Linked DNA regions of Homo sapiens: regions 1, 2, 4 and 5 are each linked to region 3. Evidence: chromatin loops called from intact Hi-C (ENCODE). Cell type or tissue: A673. All regions are shown on one strand. Region 1 has its middle 220 kb from the start of NAV3. Region 2 overlaps LOC105369853 (a long non-coding RNA gene). Region 3 overlaps NAV3 (neuron navigator 3). Region 4 has its middle 110 kb from the start of NAV3. Region 5 holds the start of NAV3 (neuron navigator 3).

Region 1 (5,000 bases), 310 kb before region 3:
AACAAGAAGATATTTTTCCCTAGCATTGCTTTATTTTATAGAATTACAATTTTCCAGAAGGATTCTCATAAACTGTTATTTCTTCTCAATTTTAAAATGCCAACCCCTTCAGTAAGAAAAGTGATATGATTTGGCTGTGTCCCCACCCAAATCTCATCTTGAATTGTAGTTACCATAATCCCCATGTGTTGTGGGAGGGACTTGGTGGGAGATATTTGAATCATGGGGACGGTTCCTCCATGCTGTTCTCATGACAGTGAGTGTGTTCTCATGAGATCTGATGGTTTTATAAGGGGCTTTTCCCCCTTTTGCTCAGCACTTCCTCTTGCTGCCTCCATGTGAAGAAGGATGTATTTACTTCCCCTTCCGCCGTGATTGTAAGTTTCCTGAGCCTCCCCAACCATGCTGAACTGTGAGTCAATTAAATCTCTTTCCTTTATAAATTACCCAGTCTTAGGTTTGTCTTTATTAGCAGCATGAGAACGAAATGAAACAAAAATAGTCTGCCTTAGCAGCAATTATCAATCTCATTAACCTATAGACATGTTTGTTGGATAGTTGTTGGCAGAGTTTGCTCAGAATAGAATTCTAAACAGTACAATGAGTGCATTTTATGCACATATGATTCTTCTACTTTTCAAATGTGTTCTTTTTTTAAAACAGAACTCAACAACTTTTATTTCACTTGACCAGCGTTGCTGGTGTCTAAATCAGTCGAACACAGTGGTGCATAGTTTGAGGGCATTGGGAGCATTGCAGTGAAGAAAGAGGTATGGGAAATGAAGAGTTAGCAGCAGGGCCAGTGTCAGTGAAGGGTAAACAGCCTTTTTACATGAAAATCATGTTTCAAAGACTCAGGGTGTCCTCTGTCCTTGAAGTCTGCCTTCTTGTTTCCTATTATTCTTTCTTGTCATTATTTGATGTTTGCTTTACAGAGTACAGCGAAGGGAAATTCTTGGTATTCAAGGCAGCCAGTATTCTTCTAGCACTCCTGCCCGTAAGTTAGAAAAGCATATTGTTCTCAGTGTTTGTGGGTGAGGCTGGAAGGGTAGTGTGTGAAGAAAAATGGCCTTTTCATAGTATAAACCCCCACACACTGCCATTTGTTTTTCTGTTTCCTTTGGCAATTTACTGAAGTTTTGTAACTTCCCTTTGGGGTTACCGTTTTGTCCGTTAGGAACTTCCAAGTTTTTCTCTGAAACACCATTTATTTAACCACAAACCAAGTCTACCTGACGGCCCTTGTTTGATCTGATCCATGCGATGATGAACCCGTGATTCTAGTTTTCTCTTCTGCCTGCTGGGCTTCCCCCTATAACATGAAGTGTATGATTACGTAAAAGTGGGAATTGTCTTTCAACACATATGGATGTGGGCCTTGCTACTGGACCTGTGATTCTAGCAACGCCTCTTTGACTTTGCCTTTCTTTTCTTTCTCTCTTTTTTTTTTTTTTTTTTTTTTTTTTTAACACAGGGTCTCCCTCCTTCACCCAGGCTGGGGTGCAGTGGCGCTATTCAATGCCTTATGTGGGATACTTACTCTTAGCAGCATCTCTGGCCACTACCCACCAGATGTTAGTAGCACAACCCTCCCGGTAGTGACAACCAAAAATGGACCCAGACATTGCCAAATGTCCTCTGGGGAGTGAAATTGTCCTTGGTTGATAATCACTGCTCTTTAAGGAAAGGAAGCCTGGGCACAGACAACCTCTTCAACAGACAGCTTTTTGTAATGAAAGTGTCACCCTTTCAATGTGGATGTTAGTAGCCCTGTATTTTCTAGGCCCCTTTTGTCCTCAGCCTGACTATCCTTGCAAAAAGAAATTTTAAAAAATATATTAAATATTTATCACTAGTATGTAATATATTTTAAATCGTTTATTCTTTGAAAAATGGAATTGAGTTCCTATGTTGAGCAGGCACTGTCCTATGCAATCAGTATTCAAAAACAAATCATATGAGGTAGTGTTCACTTAGCATTTAAGACCACGAGTTGTAGAGTCAGACTGCCTGAGTTCAAAGCCTGGCTCTGGCCCTTCTGGCTGTGTGACCTTCCACAGTGAGTGCCTCAGTTTTAACCTATGTAAATGGTAGTAGTAAAACTATGTGCTTTCACATACTTGTTAGGATTGAACACAATCATAGATATAAAGTACTTAGCCCAGCGATTGGTGCATAGTAAGTACTTTAAGAAAGTTCGTTGCATTATAGTGGATGTCATCATTATCTTTATCAATAGTATTATCATCAAGGATGTGCTCCTTCAGGAGAGCAGCTACTAATCCTGAATGGAGAGGTGGTAGCAACATCTGGAGACTTATTGGAAAATATGAGCTCTAAGCTGAGCCCTGGATGAGAAGGTCAGCCAAAAGATAGCTAGGTGATGAAGTATGGCAAGGACATCACATGCAGATGTTGCTTTTTCTTTGTATGTATAATGTGAGATATAGGAGCAAGTAAATATTTCTTGGGTTTTTTGAAATATTTTAAAATGCAATCAATTTTCTTCAACTTGGATTTCTGAAGCCACAACTCTATAATTTATAAAAGTTTATTTTGTAATTAGAAAAATTTCATGAAGGATTATTTATACCATTTTAATGAAGTATTTATTTTATTTATTTATTTTTTTGGGTTCGGGAGTACATGTACAGGTTTGTTACATGGGTAAACTGTGTGTCACTGAAGCTTGGTGTAAAAATGACCTCATTACCAAGATAGTGATCATGATAGTACCTGATCTATGGATCAGTGTTTACAGTGTCTATTGTTCCCATCTTTGTGTCCCTGTGTTTTCAGCATTTAGCTCCCACTTACAAGTGTAGGCATGCAGCATTTGTTTTTCTGTTCCTGTGTTAGTTTGCATAGGATAATGATCTCCAGCTGCATCCTTGCTCCTGTAGGGGGCATGATTTCATTCCTTTTATGGTTGCATAGTATCCCATTGTGTATATATGTACCACATTCTCCTGATAAAGTCCACCGTTGATGGGCATCTTTATTGATTCCATTATTCGCTATTGTGAATGCTGCTGTGATGAACATATGAATTCATGTGCCTTTTTAGTAGAATGATTTATTTTCCTTTGGGTATATACCAGTTGAGATGTTTATAGTGTGGACTCTTGTTTGTGCTGTTAATTGTCAGTCTTCTTCAATTAGGGCACAGACAAATTTAATTTTTTCTTCTCCAATTGGTATAGTTCCCTCTCTCTGCTGCTGTGGCATTTCATTTCAACATCATCTCTTCCCTTGTTTAAATGAGTTATCCATTTGTACACTAACTTGCGGGGCAGAGGGGGACATTATCCTCATAAACTTTGTATAAAGCATCAGTGATTTCACTATTCTTTCACCCAAGCTTCACCATAAAATTCATATTAGTTCTTCCATTTTAGCAGAATTCATGTTGGAGTGTTTTTTCTAACTGATGTTTTATCCTTCTTAGTGCCTCAAACTATATCGTATTCAGACATAAGAAGTTAGTATGAGGCCAGGCATGGTGGCTCACTCCTGTAATCCCAGCACTTTGGAGGCCAAGGTGGGTAGATTACCTGAGGTCAGGAGTTCGAGACTAGACTGGCCAACGTGGTGAAACCCCGTCTCTACTAAAAATACAAAAATTAGCCAGGCATGGTGGTGGGCACCTGTAATCCCAGCTACTCGGGAGGCTGAGGCAGAAGAATCACTTGAATAGGGAGGCAGAGGTTGCAGTGAGCCGAGATCACACCACTGTACTTCCAGCCTGGGCAATAAAATAAGTTAGTATGGGTATTTTGGTGCAAAAATTTTAAATCCCTGCATAGTTTTTTCACAATATGCATTTTTCTTGAACTTTTTGAAGACCCTTTGTATATATAATGTGGTACAATCACCAACATATACATAGGCTTCTGTGACTCACAGATAACCAGTGAGGTAGGGGGGACCAGTTTACAGGTGAGGAAATTGGGCTCAGAAATGTTAAGTTACTTGCCTAAGTTGACTCAGTAAATATCAGAACTGAGCTGGGAGACTAGATCTTCCTACCTCCAAAGCTTGCTATTTGTACTACATGCACACACAAAACCTGCTATTTGTGCTACACACAGGCGCGCACACACACACACACACACACACGATTATGTATTAAAATATGCTCCATGCAATTAGTCACCTCCTCTTTAAAAACTTATTGCTAGCTGTGTAGGTGGAATGATATTCTGCAGAAAATCTCAACAACTTTTCTACATTTCTTTTATATTTTATAATCCTAAGAGACTGCTAATAGACTTGAATTACTGATTATTTTAACTTGTCACTGGTTTCAAAATTTTTTGCAGCTCTAAAAGAACATAATAGAATTCGCTATAGCATTGACATGATACTAAATAGTCACTTATCTTTTCTATTCTTGTGAGTTTCCCGAGCACATCTTTTGTGACTTTCTCTTTAATACATTTCACAGTTTTTCTCATTGAGTTTCACATGTATTGGAAGCTCTTTGGACGGCTGAATATTGTTTTGCTAGGGTATACTGGACAATTTTTAAATTTTTAAATTTTGGTAAATTATTGAAATGTGAATTTTGATATTTTTAAAGTTTTGATAACTGTAGTAGCCAGTCCCCAGATGTTCCCCAGTGATCCCCACCATCTGGTGTTCTTGCCTTTGACATGCCTTCCTAAATGGAGTACAGCTGACTTGTGTAATGAATGGGAAGTTGCCAGAAAGATGGAATGTGACTTCAGGGATGGTTATAAAACTCATTGAGGCCCCTGTCTTGTTCCTTTGGATTACTTGTCCTGGGGAGATTCCTGCTGCCATCTTATGAGGTGACTTAAACAGCACTATGGAGAGAGGCATATGATAAAAAACTGAGACTTCCTTGTATAGAACCACCAGGTTTGTATGCCCACTATGCAGTAACATACCAATATACTAAGACAGCAGGGTTTGCAGCAGAGAAGCAGTCTAATGATTTCAGGGCGGCCAAGCAAGGAGACAGGAGGGATCCTCCA
Region 2 (5,000 bases), 770 kb before region 3:
ATCAATCATTTAATGAACTAACCTGTAAGGTGTTATGGCAGGAACTGTGGAGGATCCCCAAAAAGAAATAGGAGACATAATCCTTGCCAGAGATCCCATCCTCACCTAGGAATGGCCATTGCTGAGTGGGGGCTGGGGAGGCTGCAGGAAGATGATAGTGAGAAGGGAGCTCTTTAGCTCCTTGAACTCAGATAATTTGGGATTTTGGGACATATCTCCAAGAATCCTATTTACGCAGAACACACATATCTCTTTGGAGACCTGGGTGGGGAAAAGGGGACTGTGGTACTGGTGAGTCAGGGTTCTAAGCCCTTGAGTATTTCTAAGGCTGTTGAATGAACACCAAAGTGAAAGAAATATCTCTAGTGTGAGGCAGCATATCCCGTGTATGTAGGTGTGCCCATGGGTGGCACCCAGCAGGAAGCTACATTCTGGCATTTGCTATCTGGCATTTGAGTCTATACCTGATGGTTAGGGACTAGCCTACTGCAAACAATGCTTTGATCATGAATCAGCCTCAAGTTGGCCTGGGGCCTTTTCCTTCATTCAGTTTTTCATAACATTTCCTACATCTCGCACAGAAAGATAAGACTTTCAGGTGCCTTTTACAGCAGGGAGCTGATGTGCTCAAGCACAAGAGTAGAACGTTTCCCAGCCGTTCACCCTTAGAACTAACTTTGAAATGACAAGTTCTTTCTTTTTTTTCATTTTTTCTATCTCAGCATTTATAATACTTCCTTGCACTTCTGATTTTAATCTTTCTAATAGATTATACACTTCTTGAGGACAGGAACTATACCTGTTTTCTCTGCTGTATATTCTGATTTTGACCTTCTTTCTAATAGATTATAAACTTCTTGAGGACAGGAACTGTACCTCTTTTCTCCACTGTATAGACCCAGTGCCTAGTAGAGGGGAATCCTCTTCCTCCCATTCAGTATGAATTAGCATTTAGGAAGCCTTCCCAGAATATGTAAAGGAGGCACTTCAGCCCCATTCTCCCCGATTCTTCTCGACAAGTGAATATTTCTACATTAGGACATGCAATTAAATGTGCACATGTACCCTAAAACTTAAAGTATATTAATAATAAAATTAAAAAAATCAATCAATAAATAAAAATAAATAGATAAAAATTAAATGTCAGCATGAATTGAGGAAACAAGGAATGCATTGATTCTTGATTCTAAAATTATCATATGGCAATAGCATGGCTTTGCTTTCATAGTAAGCTTGATTAATATTAATCAGCTTCTCTCTCCAGAATGCATTTCAATTAATGGAAGGAGAAGAAACTCTCAAGTGTATTGGATGAGGGACAAACTGGACTGTTAACGTTTCAACTGAAGAATTTACAAGTATGTGAAAATCTACACTATATATGCCTTGATAGAATACATGTTTACTATTTTCAATATTTATTGGCTGTTTACAGTGTGCCAAATAGTTTCTTGACAGGATGTTCCCTGAATAAGCCTATAATTTACTTTAGGTGTTTGACTATGGATGTAATTTAATGTGACAGGACAGAAAAATGACTCCATTAATCAGATTGATGTATTTGTAAATTAAAATAAATAAATCAGGATTTATGCTCCTATAGTACATTTATTATAAATAAATATTAGGAGTCTACATGTAGACTACATTAAAATAATAAATATTTTAAAGAAAAGGTCATACAAAAAGTTCACTTTCAAGTTATTTAGCTTACAGAGTTTGTCCTAAATCTTCCCATAACTAAAGAATATATTCAATATGTAGGTTGTGTTTTCTTTGGAATTTGTTGTGTTAAATGATTAGTAATTGAAACAGTACAGAACTTCCTTTGCTTTGAAGTATGTATATGTCTGGGCATATTTCTGCTGTCGTAGTTTAGAGTGATTTTTCCCCCCTTTGTTCTTACATGATTACTGCAGAATTTTTTTTTTTTAGTAAGAGAAGCTGGTTGCAAGTCCAGCAATAAAGTAGGCAAAGTAGAACTTTCAGTGAAAAACAAAATTCGCTTCTATGTGATTGACCAGAAGGAGGCTCCCTTCCACCTCAATGTGTAAAGTTAGAACAAAAGCTTCTAAACTTACATCTTCCCAGGCAGCTTTAGTTTTTCCCAAGCTGTATCTGTTGTTGGGGGTGGTAGGAGGGGGCACCCTGAAATTTTCCCTGGAGGAACAGAATTTAAAGATGCATCACTGGCAAGAAGGCTTCAGCAATTGCAAAGTACCCTACCTTCTACCAGCTCCTTCACATAATTTTCTCTCTTGGTTGAATAACTATGGAAGTAGAATGATACTTACTAGAGACTGGCAACAGTGTATGGGGGAGGGAGAAGGGATCAAGAAAGGTTGGTTAATGGGCACAAACATGCAGTTAGATAAAGTTCTAATTTTGGATAGACTAGGGTAACTACAGTGAAGAATAATGTATTGTATATTTCAAAACAGCTAGCTGAGAGGACTTGAAATGTTCCCAACACATAGAAATGATAAATGCTTGAGGTGATGGACATTCTAAATACCCTGACTTGATCAATACATATTCTGTGCATTTAACAAAATATCACAGGTACCCTATAAATATGTGCAAATATTATATATCAATTAAAAAATGAAATTCTCCTCACTAACTTTGAATATCACATTATTCCTTAACTTTGTTGCTACAGTATTGTTTTTTCAAACTTGTTCTTGAATCTCTAATACAATATTTTAAAAATTAATTTTTTGGAATGAATCAAAGCAGTTGGATTTTAAAAAACATATAGTTGCGGCTGCTACTTACCTATTTGTGTTAGTCTCTGTATCTATAAGAAACACTTCTCGTGTTTGTAACATAGGATAATCACAATTCACTCCAAATGCTCTAATTACATTGCATTTTCCAATGAAGAAGATACCAGGAGATTCTGAATGTTGAACAGTAAGTCCAAAATCTTTGGAGAGTAAAGAGGGATGTGAAGATGCACTCGTCACTGCAGGCACATTGTCCACCATAAGATGTCACGAGATCATTTTCAATCAATTAATCTTCCTGTTGTTGTCCTTCATGGTCAAGAAAGGCAATTTGTGTGTTTATTGCAAAAACAGCATTGTTGCTCTTTTGAAAAGCCTTGCCCTTTAACAACAGAGCAGAGCTGGTTATGAAATAGCCAACTGTGACTAATTTTGGAGGAGTAACATCTCAAATAAATTGTCTTCTGGAGATGCTGATGGAGTCAGTGAACAGCAGAATGATGATGAGTTTATCTGTGCTAATTGTGCCTTTGAGGGTTTGTTCATACGCAGGGTACAGAGCAGATTGGTGCTGTACTTTAAACCTCTGATTGGCATGAAGATTCTGGTTTTGGAGAACTATGGAAGGAAGAATAATGTTCCCCAAGGATGTCTGTACCAAATCCCTGCAACTTATGAATATGTTACATTACATGGCAAAAAGAGCTTTGCAGAGGTAATTAAGGTGTGGTATTAAAATGGAGAGATTATCGGGGGGGACTCAATTTAATCACATAATTTTTAAAAGCAGAGAATGTTCTCCAGATGGAGGAAGATGTAGTGGAAAGAAGGGTCAGAGAATTCAGAGAGTGACAAGTATTTGATGCACTCTTTCTGATTTTGAGATCTAAGGGGTCACATGTGAGGACTGGAGAGAAGCCTCCAGAGCTAATGATGGCCACTGATTGAGGGCCCGCAAGGAAACAGGGACCTCAGTCTTACATCCCCACAGAACTGAATTCAGCCAACAACATGAATTAGCTTGGATTAAATTTTCCCTCAGTACCCCCAGTAAAGAATGTAGCCCTGCCAACATCTTGATTTCAGCCTGCTAGTACTCATGTTAGATGGATACCCTACAGAAACTGTGATAATAAATTTGTGTTGTTTTAAGTCACTAAATTTGGGTATTTTGTTACAGTAGCAGTAGAAAACTAAAACATGGGAAATGTTTTGAGGGAAATGATGCTTATATTGCATTATTACTTTGCTGTAGACTATTATGATAAACCATGGCTTTGTGAATTCAGTTCAATGACTCTAGGCTTTAGCCATGCAGTATTAACAAATGGGATATTAACAATATTAACAAATGGGATAAAAACCAAGACTTTACAAATGTGTTAGTTTCCTATTTCTGTTTTAACAAATCACACAAACTTACTGGCTCAAAACAAAATAAAAGCATTAATTTATAGTTCTGTAGATCAGAAGTGTCATTGGGCTAAAATCAAGGTGTCAGCAGGGCTGCATTCTTTCTGGAGGCTGTAGGGGAGAATTTCATTGTCTTGTTTAGCCTCTAGAGAATGCCTGTATTCCTTGGCTTGTGGCCCTTTCTTCCACTTTCATTTTCAAAATCAGCAGCATAACGTGGACAAATGTCTTACTTCTACCTCCCTCTTATAAAATATTTTTTTGATTGCATTATTGGGTCCACCTGGATAATCCCAGACACTCTCCCCGCCTCGCCTTAACTTAATCACATTGCAAAGTGCCTTTTGCTATTTAAGGTAACATATTCATAAGTTTGGAAGTTTTAGAGCATAGATGTCTTTGGGGGGGCCTTTATTTTATTTTATTCTGCTTACCACAGTAAGTGTTTGCATGTTGGGTTAATACTGTTGAAATACTCACTATTACAATGCTCTTTCTTGGAACCAAATTGCTGTGCTGTGAGAATTTAAGTAACAACGTACAATGGCCTCTATAGAGTAGAAGAACCAAGACCTCTTGCCAACACATCCAACTGAGCTCCCTACCAGCAGCCAACAGTAGTGCCTACTATATAAGTGAGAGCACTGTAGACCTTCCAGCTAGCTCATTGCCCCAGTCATCAGCACAGAAGCCGAAATGTCTAGTCAACACACAGAACCATGAGAGATAATACATGTTTGTTGTTATTTTAAGCTCCTGAATTTTGGGAGTAGTGTGTTATACAACAAAGAATACTTAAAATAACACTGTAGCCTGTTTTGTAAGTGAGCTAACTATTAGAAATTAAAGAATTCTGCT
Region 3 (5,000 bases):
AAAATTAGAATATTAGATACATTCAGTACCTAGTTCATTTTAATAATAAAAAAAAGGTTATATGAAGTTCCAAGGACCCCAGCAGTGGAAACTTGACCAACAAATGCTCACACTACCACCCCAGAATCAGCAGTAAAAAATGAATGGAACTGCTGGGAAATCAAGCTCAGAGCTTCAAAAGGAAGAGAGGAGTTACTAGTGATGAAGAGTCCACAATATATGCTCAGAAGATGCTATTAAATTAGTAAAAAGATAACCAGAAAACTGTAGGTACAACACAATGATCTCTGCAAGGGAAATAGGGATTTGGGGAATGGATTTTTAGCTCTCTATAGGAGTTGTAATTGAATTCCTGTACATAAGGGAGTTGTTCTCCTAAGGGTCTGGCTGCAAGGAGAATCTCTGTAATTTAAATTAAAACCAGCTGCTCTAACAAACTCCTGAATTTCAATGGCTCTGTACACAGTAGACTTTCAGCAGTCCACAGTGTTTCCTGGGGGTTGGGTATGGAGTTGAGATGCTTTGTTATGTACAGTCACTCAAGAACTCAGACTAATGAAAACACACATTTTCATTATGTGGCCTCATTGTTTTACCTGGATATATCCCAGGTGGCCCATGGGCAAAACGAAGAATAGGTTAGAGTATATTTTTGTGGGCTAGAGTAGGAAGAGATGCATAATACTTTAGCTCTTATTACATTGGTGATATCTAGTCCATTTTTATCCACCTAAATGCAAGGAGAGGAGAGCTGGAAATGAAGTCCTTGGTGAGAAGCTGCTTTCTAGAGAATATTTTATGCTATGGAAGGTGGAGCACAAATTTTGGTGAACAGTGAAAATGTAATAGGTTCTCTCATGAGGGGTGGCAGTAGGGGGACTTCCAGGCATGAGGCAGCTGGAAGTGTATCCCCGCTTGGGTCAACTCTTCACAAAAAGTAGTTTTTGCACAGTCATTAATTTTCAACATAGATATCTAAAGTATAATGTTCCTTGTAATATATCAGGTAATACATCAGATATGGACAAAGAAGAAATTCAAGATAAGGATATTCTATGAAAGTAAATTAGTTTCTGTGTCTCAATGCAATTAAAAAGAAAGTAGTCGATCTAAATATTGACATGTGCAATGGTTATTTGAAATTACTACACATTTGTTTGGGGAGAATATGTTTTTAAATGTAAATCATGAGTAAGCATATTCCATTGATTATAATAATGATGACTTATAGTGTATAGCTCATTTTACTTTTGCACATGTTTTCTATTACAGTTAATCCTCACAATAATCCTACGAGATAGGCAGGGTAGATAAGGATATGATCCTAGCATGAAAGACAAGACTCAAGATCCAGTAGTTAGTGGTGGAACTTGGAAGAAAGCCCAGAATTTCTGACTCCAGGCTCCATACTTTCCACTTCTGAAACCCTTCAAAAATTTAACTTTACTTTTTTGAAGGGTGGGGGAATGATGGGGAGGGTGAAAGGTTGGGAAAAAAAACAAGATTGACTTATGTCTGCTTCTCTAACTAGTGAGAATTTTTACTTTTTGTGTCTTGCATGTTGAATGAATGTTTTAGACCATATTTCACATATATTTTGAAGGTCAACTTTAATCATAGGAATAGGTTTATAAGAAGGGAAATTTTCTAAAATTTGGTTTAGAGGCTTGAATTTGAAATTTGGGGCTAATTTAAAATCTTTGACTTTTATTCATTATCTTATATTTGTATATAAACCGTATAAGTTCATATAGTGAGCAGTCTGCATGTTTTCTGTTTTTATTTTTATTTTCCTTTAGCTAATATATTCCAATAATTTGTAAGAGATTCAAATGGAATCCTTAGCATTTTAACAATTGTGCATTCCAGCAATTGTGGTGCATTACAAATGAAAGGATTTTAGGATGAAAAGGCGGGGGGAGGTTTAGGGTGGCTGTTAATGCTATGACTTCTAAGTCTCCATGCTCTCTTAGTGGTCATGTGGTTGGCTCATTATTTGAGCAGCATCGCTTTGCGGTTTGACAAGGCTACGCAGCAGCAGCCACTGTTAGCCGATGGTCTTGCAGGTATGTGGATCTAGCTCCTACCCGTGGTGATGTGGAGCTACAGCATGTCACTGGAGAGACACCAACTGCAGAAAGCTGATACATAATTGTGTATGAGTGGAATACAAAATGAAACCATCAAAGTGTCCTTAGCAAATAGCAAACTAGATGACAGATCTCACCAATATGTTTTGCTATAATTTATTGTAGTTTTAAAATTTTCAGGTATTTATGAAAATAGGATGCCCTCTAGTGGGGATCAACAGAATCTTCCAAGTAGTCTAATATTTGCTTAGAGTTGATGTAAAAAGAAGGAAAGAAAGTTGTTGAAAAAACAAATATTTTTTGAAAGTTGCTTACTTTTTCCTGGAAATTTCTCTATTGCTCCCTGTCAACTGATGGCTGGATTAGTACTCCCTGTGCACTGCATTTTTATTTCCATTACTTTTCACAGAGGCTCTTAAACACAGCAGGCAGAGTGTTCTCTCTCAGCTTCCAAGTTCTATGTTTTTAGCCTAAGTGAACGTAAACAATCCCTTGGCCACTTCTTTCTAAATTAATTAATTAATTAATTATAACCTATCTTGAAACACCTTTGAGGTAGATATCTATCTTTGTCACTAACAATTTAAAGTATTTAAAACATAGGAATGAATGCTTTGCAAGGAGGATTGTTGTAGGCAATGCTTACCTTACCTTATGCATCTTACCTTCCCTTACCTCCCAAGCTTCTTTTTACAAAGCATTTCTTCCTAGCAAGAGAGGCTTGGGAGGTAAGGGAAGATATAGATAGATAGATACATACATACATAGATAGATACATAGATAGATATAGATATAGATATGCCATGGCTGTTTTATTACTTTTCACTTACATTAAAATACTATATTCTTTACATTGAAAGACAGTTTAAGGTATTAGAATTAAATCTCTTGTAATTTGTGAACAGCATTCCATCCACGCCAGAGGTTCTCAAACATTAACACAGTTCAGAATCACCTGGCAGACTTTTTAAAATTCATTTGTTGGGCCCCACTACCAGTCTCGGATTCAATAGATCTAGGATGGGGCCTGGTAAGTTGCATTTGTAACAAGTTCCTAGATGATTCTGATGCATTGGTCAAGAACCTGCATTTTGAGAACTACGGTCTACGCTAAACCAATCTTTCCATCAGTCAATTTTTCTCTGTTAATTGTTGGAAAGTAAGGAGAAATGCTCAGGTCAGAAGCCTGGAAACTCTGAACTGCTAAGGCTTAAACGGAATTTATTCTCTTTTAACTTTGTGTTTTATTAACAGTATTTTCTTATGCATATTTATAGCATGTTACTTGGTCTTTGGAGGATGGTAGCTGATTTTACTTTGAATGTACTTGCACAATTTACATCAATTTATCAGACTGATACAAGAAGAAGTTAAAAGAATCTCAAGTATTCTCACTTGTTTTCTTAGAAAAGGGTAGAGATGGACTGTTTTCATAACTGTTTTTTAAAACATACTGTGTGGTATTAATATTTAGATTTTAGCTAATATTGTCACCAGCATTATTAGACTTCACAGACTGTTAAGATGAATTCCCCATGGAGCTCTCTGTTAGTACTAGATGTTGCAGCAGTCAAATAAAGGAGACTTTTCTCCATATTTTGAGATGGACATAAGATGTAACAGAAATAAGGTAGAAGGCTGGAGTTAAGAAAGGCTCATAAATAAAACATTTCCTTTTGTACGAGCTGAGAGTATAAATCTTGAGACAGAAAGTATGGGTTCTATGTAGCACTTACTGTTGCCACCTTGGGAAAATACTTCACTTCTCTGTTTTAGAATCTTCATCTTTAAAAACGGAATAGTGGTACCTTCCTCTTAGGGAGCTTTAAGGATTGAATGAGTTAAACTATTTAAAGTATTTAAAATAGTGCTTACTCTCAACACTGTTATTAGTAGACACTACATCTTGGAGAAAGAATGTTATGTAGCCCTTTCTTGTCATACTGCTGGTAGCAGTGGAAATGCAATTAAAGTGAAATAAAATTTAAGTTACCACCAGATTGTGCCTTATAATTATAATAGCCAACTCCTTTTTCAAAAATGTATATCATATCATTTTTTGTAGAAGAAAAGATCATTAGTCAGGCCCCATGCATTTAAGACCGGGTAGCTGGTTCTTCATTATGTATTTTATTTCTGCCAGAGTGTTTGATTGACTGTCTGTATTGACCATGAGGTTGCCCAGTATGACTGCATCACTAAAGGTTAGAGAAGGAAAATGCTGGAAGTGCACGGTGACTCATACCTGTAATCCCAGCACTTTGGGAGGCTGAGGTGAGCATATTGCCTGAAGTCTGGAGTTCGAGACCAGTCTGGCCAACATGGTGAAACCCCATCTCTACTAAAAATACACAAAAATTAGCCAGACGTGGTGGTGTGCGCCTGTAATCCCAGCTACTCGGGAGACTGAGGGGAGGGAATTGCTTGAATCAGGGAGGTAGAGGTTGTAGTGAGCCGAGACTGCGCCACTGCACTCCAGCTTGGGTGACAGGGCTAGGCTCCGCCTCAAAAAAAAAAAAAAAAAAAAAGAGAGAGAGGGAAGGAAAATGCTGACTCAGTTTCCAAAGTATTCAGTACATTTGGAACAGCAAGAAAGATTAGAGAACAACACATATGGCTTTAAATGAATGCCGAGGGGTTCTCACAATGATGATCTGGACACGAACTAGGTAGCTAGAATGCCAAAGGATAAGGGAGATGGAGGAAAGATGAGGCAGTCATCATTGCAGAGAACCCCTACTAGGATTTCAAAATTGTCTGACCTGTTCCCGACCCCCTCCCTCCCTTCCTCATTAACGAAAAACTTATGTGCCTTATCCTTGTTGGTACTGCCCATGGTGCCAAGCACAGTACTGCTCAATAAATGTTGGCAGGTTTGATTTGACTATGAATGACATGGTTTGTGTTATG
Region 4 (5,000 bases), 210 kb before region 3:
CTAGTATGACTAATGTTGCAATGCTGCAAAATATTCATAATTATTTTGAATAAATATCCAGCAGTGGGATTGCTGCATCATATGGTATTTTTATTTTTATTTTTAAAGGAACTTTCATACTGTTTTCCATACTGGCTGCATTATTTTACATTCCCACCAAGAGCACACAAGAATCTCAATTTTCTACATCCTTACCAATAAGTGTTATCTTTTAACTTTTTGATAACACCTACCCAAACAAGTGTGAGGCACTGTCTCAGTTGGTTTTGATTTGCATGTCCTTGATTTCTAGCGATGTTGAATAACTTTCATACACCTGTTGACCCTTTTGTCTATTGAAACCCTTTGCCCATTTTTAAATTGAATTATTAGGTATTTTGTCACTGAGTTGTAGGAGTTCTTTATATATTTTTGATATTAACCCTGTATCAGATATGTGAATTGCAAACATTCCCTCCCATTCCACAGTTTGCCTTTTTACTCTGTTGATTGTTTTCCTTGCTATGCAAAAGCTTGTTGGTTAGATATAGTGACAGTTGTTTTATTTTGCTTTTGTATCTTATGCTTTTTGTGTCATAATCCATGAAATCAGTACCAAGACCAAATTTAGGAAGATTTCCTCCATTTTCTTTGAGAGGTTTTATGGTTTCAGTTCTATGTTCACATCTTTAATCCATTTTGAGTTAATTTTTTGTACTGTGTACAATAAGGCTCAAATTTTATTTTTTTGCATGCGGATTTTCCACTTTTCCCATCACCATTTGTTTAAGAGACTGTTGTTTCACCATTATGTAGCCTTGAGACCCTTGTCAAAGATCATTTGACCAATTTATGCATGGATTTATTTCTGGCCTCTCTATTCTGCTCCATTGGTTTATATACTGGTCCTTATGTCAGTGCCACATCATTTTGATTACTGTAACTTTGTAATATGTTTGGAGGTTAGGCAGTGTGAGGCCTTTAGCTTTGTTTTTCTTGCTCTATATTGTTTTGGCTATTTGGGGTCCTTTGTGGTTCCATAAACATTATTTCTATTTCTACAAAAAAGCCATTTGGATTTTGATGGAGATTTATTTGAATATCCAATTCATGTATATAGGATGTCTTTTCTTTTTTTTCGAGACAGAGTTTTGCTTTTGGTGCCCAGGCTGAAGTGGGATGGCATGATCTCGGCTCACTGCAACCTCCGCCTCCTGGGTTCAAGTGATTCTCCTGCCTCAGCCTCCCAAGTAGCTGGGATTACAGGCATGCACCACCATGCCTAAAAATTTTGTATTTTTAGTAGAGATAGGGTTTCTGCATGTTGGTCAGGTGGTCTCAAACTCCTGACCTCAGGTGATCTGCCCACCTCAGCCTCCCAAAGTGCTGGGATTACAGGCATGAGCCACTGCACCTGGTCAGGATGTCTTTCCACTTATTTATTCCTTCGCTGATTTCTTTCAGCAATGTTTTGCAGTTTTCATGTACAAGTCTTTTCTTCCTTAGTTAAGTTTATTCATAAGTATTTTATTCTTTTTGGTACTATTGTAAATGGTGTTGCTTTCTTAGTTTCCATTTTGGATTGCTCATTGTTAGTGTATGGAAATGCAACTAATTTTTGCATGCTGACTCTGTAGTTTGCAACTTTACTAAATTTGTTTTTTCTAACATTTTTTGAAATCTTTAGGGCTTTTTACATTTATGAGTATATCATCTGCAAAAACAGATAGTTTTACTTTTCCTTTATGACTTGGATGCCTTTTCTCTCCTTCTTGCCTAATTGCTTTATGAAAACTTCCTGTACTATGTTGAATAGAAATTGTGAGAGTAGGAATCTTTGCCCTTTTTCTAAGGCAAATCTTTCAGAGTTTTTTTTTTTTTGACAGTTGAGTATGATTTTAGCTGTGGGTTTTTATATTGCTGTTTATTATTTTGAGGTAATTATCTTATACACCTAGTACACTGAGTGTTTTTATGAAAGGGTGTTGAATTTTGTCAAATGATTTTTCTGCCCCTGTTGACATAATCATATGACTTATTTTTTGTTCTGTTAAATAACATTGATTGAGTTACATATGTTCAACCCACCTTGTATCCCAGAGATAAATTTCCCTTGGCCATGGTGTATGATCCTTTTAATATGTTGTTAAATTCAGTTTGCTAGCATTTTGTTGAGGATTTTTGGATTGATATTATTCAGTGATAATGACCTGTAGTATTCTTTTCTTGTAATGTCTTTGTCTAGCCTTGGTATCAGGGTAATACTGGCTTCCTAAAATGAGTTTGGAAGTGTTTCCTCCTTTTAAAGTTTTTGAAAGAATTTGGGAAGAATTTTCATTTTATTTAATGTTTGGTAGAATTCTTCAGTGAAGCCATCTTGTTCTCGGCTTTTCTTTGCTGAGATTTTTTAATTTATTTTCTTTTATTACTGATTCAATGTCTTAACTAGTTACAGATGTTTGGATTTTCTATTTCTTTCTTGTTCAGTATTCATAGGTTGTGTGTTTTTATGAGTTCATCCATTTCTCCTAGGTTATCCAACTTATTGGCACATAGTTGTTCATAAGAGCCTCTTGTTATCTTTTGTATTTCTGGCATCAGTTTCTTACTTTACTTGAGTTTCTCTCTCTCTCTCTCTCTCTCTCTTTAACCTGGCTAATGGTTTATCAATTTTTTTTCTTTGGTTGAGTTATGTTTTCCTGTTTCTTTATGTGCCTTGTAACTTTCTATTACGATCTACACATTTGAAAAAACAGTCACTTTTCCCAGGCTGTTCACAGAGGAAGGCCTTTACCCATCAGCTGGCTAGTGATTCTGGGGGCCACTCAAGCGTTTTTCTGTGGGTGTCTTCTCAGGAAGTGTGCACATAAATTTCCAATTAGAAGGATTTACTGGCTTCTTTTTGCAGGAAACTGTACTCTCTTTCTTCCTCTTGTGTCTGTTTGAAGTACTACAGGTTCTCTGCAGCTGCCATATGCTGCTCAGCTCTCCATTCTTTTCAGCAACTCCCTGGCTTCTAGAGTATGCCAGTCCCATCAGCACTCCAAAATAGAATAACCAGACCCTTGGGCAGCATCCTCAAAAACCAGAATGTTAGATGCAAACTCCAATTCTTTCCCTCTCTAGGAAGAAGCTGAGAGTTTTTCCCACTTGTTCCATGTGGAGCCAGTAAGCAACTATGGCCAGGGAGTACAACACGTTTTTCTGCCAGCTTTGATGCAGTGGTTTCATGCTCACTGAGGTGTAGGAGCCTCTTAACTGGTTTCTGGATTTCTCACAAAGGGAGTGTGTCCATGTACTATTGTCCATGGAGGGAAGGAGGGTCTGGGACTTTCTCTTCTGTCATGTTGATAATATCACTTCTGCCTATGATTCTTAAAATGTTAATTAACAGAGATATTCTGCACATCAGTTTTTATTCTTCAGGGCCATAGATATAAGCTCAGCAGTGTGGTCTGAGTCTGCTCTAGAATGGTTTGTGTTTTTTATTTGTTTGCTTATTTTTGTTTCTGGTAATCGGAGGAGCATGTGCTATTGAGTGAGAGGACCACAGTCCATATCTGGACCCAGTGGACCCACGGTAAGCTGAGAAGCTAGGACTATTCATTTCACAGCTCCGAAACTCTATTCTTTCATTTATGAAGTGTGGATATTGTCGAATATTCATCTGGACCTTTGTAAGTGCATTGTAAATCTGTAAAACAACAAATTAAGGTTATTTATTATATATAATAACTACAGGACAGATCCAAAAGATGTAGATGTTGTTTTTTACCAACCTAATTCGTACAGCTGGTTCATTTTGACTGGTTACTACTTTTTCCTAAGTATAATGAGCACAGCAAAAAAAAAGCGTATTGAAAAATCTGGGTAATTAACCTTTTTGTTTTAGCTCTTCTTTGTATTTGGCTTACTTCTCTCATATATCTGAATGTGTTTATAGCCATTTAAGATATGCTGAGAACCTGAAAATTCAATTACTTATATAAATGTTTTACACTTAAATTAGTTCTAGATATTTGGTAGGAACATGGGTATAAAAACATGAAATATAATCAAAGGTGAAAAGAATAGCCTCAGTTATTTATCTTATAAACTAGTGATTTTCATAATTTATTTTTTATGTTGAGATAACTAAGACAATAATTCAAGGTCTGTAATGCTGAGAGTCATATAAGCTTCTAAACAGCCATTTTTGGAAAGTACTCTATGGGAATGTAGCAATTTACATGGCACATTTTCCCAAGGAATTTAGAGCAGTTCGTGGCCCTTACGTAATTTGTGGGAGGTAAAATACATGTGTCATTATTTGAAATCCCAAAGTCTATGAATTGAATCAAGAAGCCTCTTTATAGGCTTTTCTGATTCAGGACAGCCAACCCTAACCAGACCTGGAACACACAATACTACTCATAGTTTTTGTCAGAAGGAAATTCAAAAATAGCACACCTAGAAGAATTGTCATTTTACACTGAGCCAACTGTCATAAACTGTGTGCTCCATGTGTTTCAATGGAACTGAAAACCCCAACTCAATTTTCTGCTGAACAAATGTTTAAACTGAAAAAAGCAACGAAGCCCACAAACAACCCTTTTACTTGATGCATATTTTTCTTTATCCTCTTGTTGGGTTGTTAGAATGGGAATTCTATGTAGAAGGAAAGGTATAAAAATGAATTCAATCGTGTTTGGTAGTATTTTCTACACTGTGTACTGGGCTGTGACTAACATACTTTATTTGATAGGGATTATAATCATCCTTTTTTCAGGAAAAGATGAATTCAGGGTTTTCTATAATTAATATACTCATACTCTTTCAGGAAAACTACATGCTGTGTATTTATACGTTAAAGCAACAGGTACTATAAAAATCTTGTTGATATTGTGTGTGGTAGTTTTCAGCTTTTTGATACTTAAGCCTTTGCTTTTACAAAGCATTATGCTGGTATAGCTGTTTAGCAATAACTTTTGATTATTATGGGCCTAGTTGTGGTAATTTTACAAAATGGGCAGTATTCAGAT
Region 5 (5,000 bases), 93 kb before region 3:
GCTTTAGCTAGTTGCACTATTGCATGATTTTAGCCTGATTTCATGGGATGCAACAGAATGAACATCGTGGCTCATGGCTGTCAGTAGTGAAAAATAGCTGGAAATCAGACAAACAACTTTATTGCTGAGATTGTTTCCGGGCTAAAAGTTCTTCCAACAGCTGTTTGTTTTGGCCATTAACATGTCCATTCTTTTTATTTTTTCTGAGCTGGGGGAAATACAATTTTCTTTAAAAAGAGAATGCAGGCTGGCTATTTCTGAAATCAGGAAGAACCCCTGTCCTTCCACTGTTGTGGTCTTTTGGCTGCTCTGACAGTTGGACTGAAGGGCTTTTCCTTTTGATTTTTTCCTCTTTTTCAATCTCAAAGTTCAGACTCAGACTGCTTTAGTGAGAAAAAAAAATAAGCAAAACTAAGAGCTCTTTAATCCTAAGAAGGAGCTTTGTAGCAGTTACCTTGAAGAAGAGTTTACTCCCCAAAGGAGTATTTAGTATTACTTAGATACTGAGTCACTGAACAGAGAGAGAGAGAGAGACAGAGAGAGAGAGAGAGAGAGAGAGACAGAGAGAGAGAGAGAGAGAGAGAAAGAGAGAGAGAGAGAGAATGAGAATGAATATGAATCCCAGCCAGCAAGAAAGAAAAGATACTTAACTAAAGATGCAGGGAAGTTTTGCCTCTTCCTGAAAATTATATTATTAGCTTTTTAAAAATCAGGATGACTGCTAGTTTTGTTTAAAGTATTTGTTCTGGAAATACTAAAGTTGGAGTCTACCAGACTGAGGTTAGAAGCATTTTCTTTGGCAGCAAGAAGATAATTTTATAGAAGCCATGCCTGTTCTTGGGGTTGCCTCAAAACTGAGGCAGCCAGCTGTTGGGTCAAAGCCTGTGCATACTGCTCTTCCGATACCAAATCTTGGCACTACTGGGTCACAGCACTGTTCTTCAAGACCTTTGGAACTTACTGAAACAGAGAGCTCCATGCTTTCTTGTCAGCTTGCGTTAAAATCAACCTGTGAATTTGGAGAGAAGAAACCCCTCCAAGGAAAAGCCAAGGAGAAAGAAGACAGCAAGGTTAGTTGCTGAAGTTACCTGCAGACTTGTGTAGCTAAAATGCACATTTCTCTTTAAGTGCACTATAAAACATGTTATGAAATGGGGAGTAGTAGAGGAATACCAGTGTAAGGATGTAAGTAGTTATAATGGCTGAAAAGCTGAATATTTAGCTTATGTAAACACTGTATTCTTAGTTTAGAGTTGTAAAAGTCATGATCAAAATTTTCTGAATATGCATCTATTGTAATCATTTAATACTACTTATTGATGAATGCCTAGTTAGTTCTAGATATTGCTCTATTACTAATAATCATAATCAGTCACAAATGTGAGAAAAAGAGAACCTATTGTCATCCATACTGCAATGTATGAAAATAGGTACTTTCAAAAAGACATTTATTTGTAATAATTCATATAGACACCATCACTTTTCTCTAAATGTCATTTGCATTTCAAAGAATTTCTGCTTGAAAATTTGTATCATAGGCTGCTTAATTCATTGCAGTATGAAGGAAAATGACATACTATTTTCCTTGATACTGCACATTTATATGGACTTTCCCTTGTAAACTGAAACGCTACTCTTTTACTTATTACTGACATCTTTTTCAGTCATTTAATTTATGATATTTTGTGAGTAGTTGCTCATAGCCCTTGGTTTCTAAAGCATACTACAACCGTTTTCTCCAGTCACGCATGCTAGAATGGCACTGAAGCTGCTGAACTTCATGCGGATTCATTTGTACCTTGATAAGCGTCACTTTTGTTTTGTGCATTTTTACTTTTATTGGTACATATTAGGTGTATATATTTATGGGTACATATTGGTGTATATATTTATGTGGTTCATGAGAGATTCTGATACAGGCATACAATGTGTAATAATCATATCAGGGTAAATGGAGTATCTGTTGCCTTAAGCATTTATCATGTCTTTGTGTTGCAAACATTATATATTCTTTTAGTTATTTAAAAATATAGAATAAGTTATTGTTGACAGTAATCATCCTATAGTGCTATCAAATACTAGATCTTATTCATTCTATCTAAATGTATTTTTGTACTCATTAACGATCCACACTCCCCCTACCCCTCGCCACTACCCTTTCCAGCCTCTGGTAACCATCATTCTACTCAGCATCACTTTTTAATGCAGCATTAACTATGATGTCAAGCTTTCCAAAGTCACAGCCTCGTCTCTGGCTTCTTAGGAAATATTTTCATTTTACTCTGCTATCCAAATGTTAGTTTAAAATAATTTAAGGAAAAAACCTTTATACAAAAATCAACTCTAGAAGTGAAAAAGAAAGCCACTCCTTTTTCTACAATGCCCATCCCACCTTCACCTGTTCAGATCCTTTAAGCTTTATCCCAGATCCAACTTTATTCATAAAGTCTTTGCTAGCTATCCCTTCCCCACCATTCCTCCTTCCCAATTCTTTTTCTGTAGAAATGCTTGTGTATTTTAATTATCTGGATAATTTCTTTTAATTATCTGGATAATTTATTTGTATCTCCACTAAGTTGAAAACATATAGAAGGCAGGTCTCGTATCTTATCCTGTGTTCCAGCTCTCTCCCTGTACAATGCTTTATGCATGATAAGAATTAAATAGTAGTTGGATGAATGAATACAGCAATTAATGAATCAATGAATGAATAAATAGTTATTCCGAGAAGGATTCAGTTAAGTTTGTTCATCTTTTGGAATCATTTCGAAACAGGAAATGTTTCCTTGTCCCCCTCACAGGGCATGTGACAGCAGGAGTGGCTTACGTCTTCAATGCCCCGCTGCTGAAACCTCTAGAGGGATCATGCAGATGGGCAGGGTGTGGAGCTTCGACCCTACAGCAGCATCTAGGGTTGAGTATTTACAGCTCCTGAAGCTCCAGTGGGCGTGTGTTACAGTGTGTTCTTTTAGTTTTGCAGTATGAAGGTGGCTTGTGTTAATCAGCTCAGTTAGACCCTCTGCCTTATTGCAAGGGCAGAGGGCTTTCTGTATTCTGGGTTCTCGCCTTGGTTCCGGAAAAATCGAGTCACATGTGGGCTTGGAGGATGAGTGCAAGGTTCTTTTGAATGTTGGAAGTACCTCTCAGCAGATGGATGGGGAGCCATAAGGCGGAAAGGTGATTTTCCTCTGGAGTTGGGCCGCCCAGCAGCCAGACTCTCCTCTGACCTCCCTGGCTAGATTCCCCTCGGGTCCATGTCGTTCTGCAGTCGATGGCCTGCCGGTGTCTGCAGGTGCCTGTCGGTGTCCTCTTCTGCTGGTGTGTTCCTTTCGACGTCCAGCCGCTTATGTGTTCCTTTCGACGTCCAGCCGCTTGTGTGTTCTTCCGCCAGTGTGTTCCTCTCGATGTCCAGCCATTTTTGTCTCTGCCTGCTAAGGTCTCGGGGTTTTTATAGGCACAGAATGGGGAGGTGGTGGGCCAGGGTGGTCTTAGACAATGCAACATTTGGGCATGAAAACATAAATGCCTGTCCTCACTAGGTCCATGGGCACAGGCCCAGGGGTGGAGCCCTAGCCAGGGACCCCATCTTTCTCTACACAGCACTTCCCTGCCCCCTTCCTGTATCAATTTTATGTATAAAACAAGGGGTTGGGAATGGATGATTTGTGGAGTTCTATGTCTAACATAGCATTGTCCATGTGAGAAAAATCAGTTAAAATAAAATATTTTTTATGGGTTTATAGTTCTCAGTTCAAAGTGAACAATTCAGAGTAAAAAGCAGGGAAACATAAATTATCAACAAAATACTAAAAATATTTATCTTTTTGCAAATAATTAAAAGAAATGCCATAAAATTCCATTCTAATCTTCTGTGTATCCACAAGTCTGTATGGATTCAATGGCAAGAATAGAGAGAGACACTGTCTCTGCTGACCATGGCTATCTTTTCTGTAGGTTTAGTGAAACTTCCACTTTGCTAAATGACCTTGGCCTAGGATTTGAGCACTATAAGCACTGTTTTCAATATAATTTTGGTTGATCTCTTTGGTTAGCAAACATATTAATCAAACATCTGATATCCCAATAAGCCTCTGTGGTAAGCAAAGTTGTATTTATAGGGATGTTTTCACCATGCCACTTATCAGATTAAAAATGTTTTCAAACAAATGTAAAGAATGCCTGGTCAGCAGTTCAGAATATTTCTAAATGTTAAAAAGAAGTATATGTAGAGTTATTTTAGCTTTTGGGAAAAAAAAAAAAACCCAGAACTGAAGTAAATAGCAAAATCGAACAAGGTAGTTATATTAGAGAGAATTAGACTTGGCTGCAAAAGCAGAAAAGTCAACATAACAATAGCATAAAGAAGATAGACGTTTATTTCATTTTCATGTAAAGGAAATCTGGAGTTGAGCAGTCCATGTATGGCTGGTAGGGAGACTTCAGGAAGTTGTCAGGGAACCAGGCTCTATTTTGGTTGCCATCATCGATTTGTGGCTCACACCTCATAGTCTTGAGTAGATAATTGCACTCCACTTAATTAAAAAGATACACCCTGTTTTATTAAATATTCTTCCACACTGGCCTCGTTATAGTTCCAAGGCCTTACCTTGCTCCAATGGAGACTGAAAAATGTAGTATTTGTTCTAGGCAGCCATGTGCTCAGCTAAGAATTATGGGTTCAATTTCTAGGAAAAGATACTATTGATAGTACCCACAATAGACGACTGTCATTAAGAAACATTTATGTGGGGTACTCTGCTAGTCCTTGTACCAAACAGTTTTATGATCTGGTTTGAGAGAACAAATTTACATATGACAGTGTCAGAAATGTGTGTTCAGTTGTCACTCCCTTCACCTGTTGTTTCAATTAGTGCAAATGCCATCATTCCAGTCATCTAATCCCGAATTCCTAGACTAATATCTGGTAAAGTACATCACCATTTCACATCCCATAACTTGCCAGAAGTTGAGAATTTTACTTCAGTATTATAGCTTGGGTT

Evidence for each region. A loop is a pair of places that touch in the nucleus more often than their neighbours do. Peaks named below come from ENCODE experiments on the same cell type or tissue, not always from the same donor. Only the 100,000 strongest peaks of a DNase experiment are listed, where the experiment ranks them.
Region 1: it touches region 3 in a loop (3-fold over the local background); 5 of 110 quality-filtered maps call a loop at or near these places.
Region 2: it touches region 3 in a loop (4-fold over the local background); 16 of 110 quality-filtered maps call a loop at or near these places.
Region 4: it touches region 3 in a loop (6-fold over the local background); 88 of 110 quality-filtered maps call a loop at or near these places.
Region 5: it touches region 3 in a loop (9-fold over the local background); 8 of 110 quality-filtered maps call a loop at or near these places.

The regions. Positions count from the first base shown.
Region 1 is chr12:77,612,635-77,617,634 of GRCh38, forward strand. It overlaps a transcript of NAV3 not described here. Among named protein-coding and RNA genes, the nearest start is that of NAV3, 220 kb to the right of the region's middle. In A673, CTCF peaks have their summits at 2,886 and 3,086; a DNase peak (open chromatin) is centred at 2,907.
Region 2 is chr12:77,150,757-77,155,756 of GRCh38, forward strand. It overlaps LOC105369853 (a long non-coding RNA gene), which reads left to right. Exons shown (of 5, transcript XR_945118.2): 5 at 1,265-1,348. Among named protein-coding and RNA genes, the nearest start is that of E2F7, 88 kb to the left of the region's middle. In A673, a CTCF peak has its summit at 2,009 (motif pointing right); a DNase peak (open chromatin) is centred at 2,055.
Region 3 is chr12:77,923,626-77,928,625 of GRCh38, forward strand. The region is part of intron 1 of NAV3 (neuron navigator 3); the gene reads left to right. Among named protein-coding and RNA genes, the nearest start is that of NAV3, 95 kb to the left of the region's middle. In A673, CTCF peaks have their summits at 2,140 and 2,374; DNase peaks (open chromatin) are centred at 456, 1,346 and 2,046; H3K4me3 peaks cover 973 bases; H3K27ac peaks cover 1,560 bases.
Region 4 is chr12:77,717,556-77,722,555 of GRCh38, forward strand. It overlaps a transcript of NAV3 not described here. Among named protein-coding and RNA genes, the nearest start is that of NAV3, 110 kb to the right of the region's middle. In A673, a CTCF peak has its summit at 2,914; a DNase peak (open chromatin) is centred at 2,856; H3K27ac peaks cover 1,289 bases.
Region 5 is chr12:77,830,635-77,835,634 of GRCh38, forward strand. It overlaps NAV3 (neuron navigator 3), which reads left to right and starts at 260. Exons shown (of 40, transcript NM_001024383.2): 1 at 260-1,070. The coding sequence starts at 828. In A673, no CTCF peak of the experiment used is centred here; a DNase peak (open chromatin) is centred at 2,847; H3K27ac peaks cover 692 bases.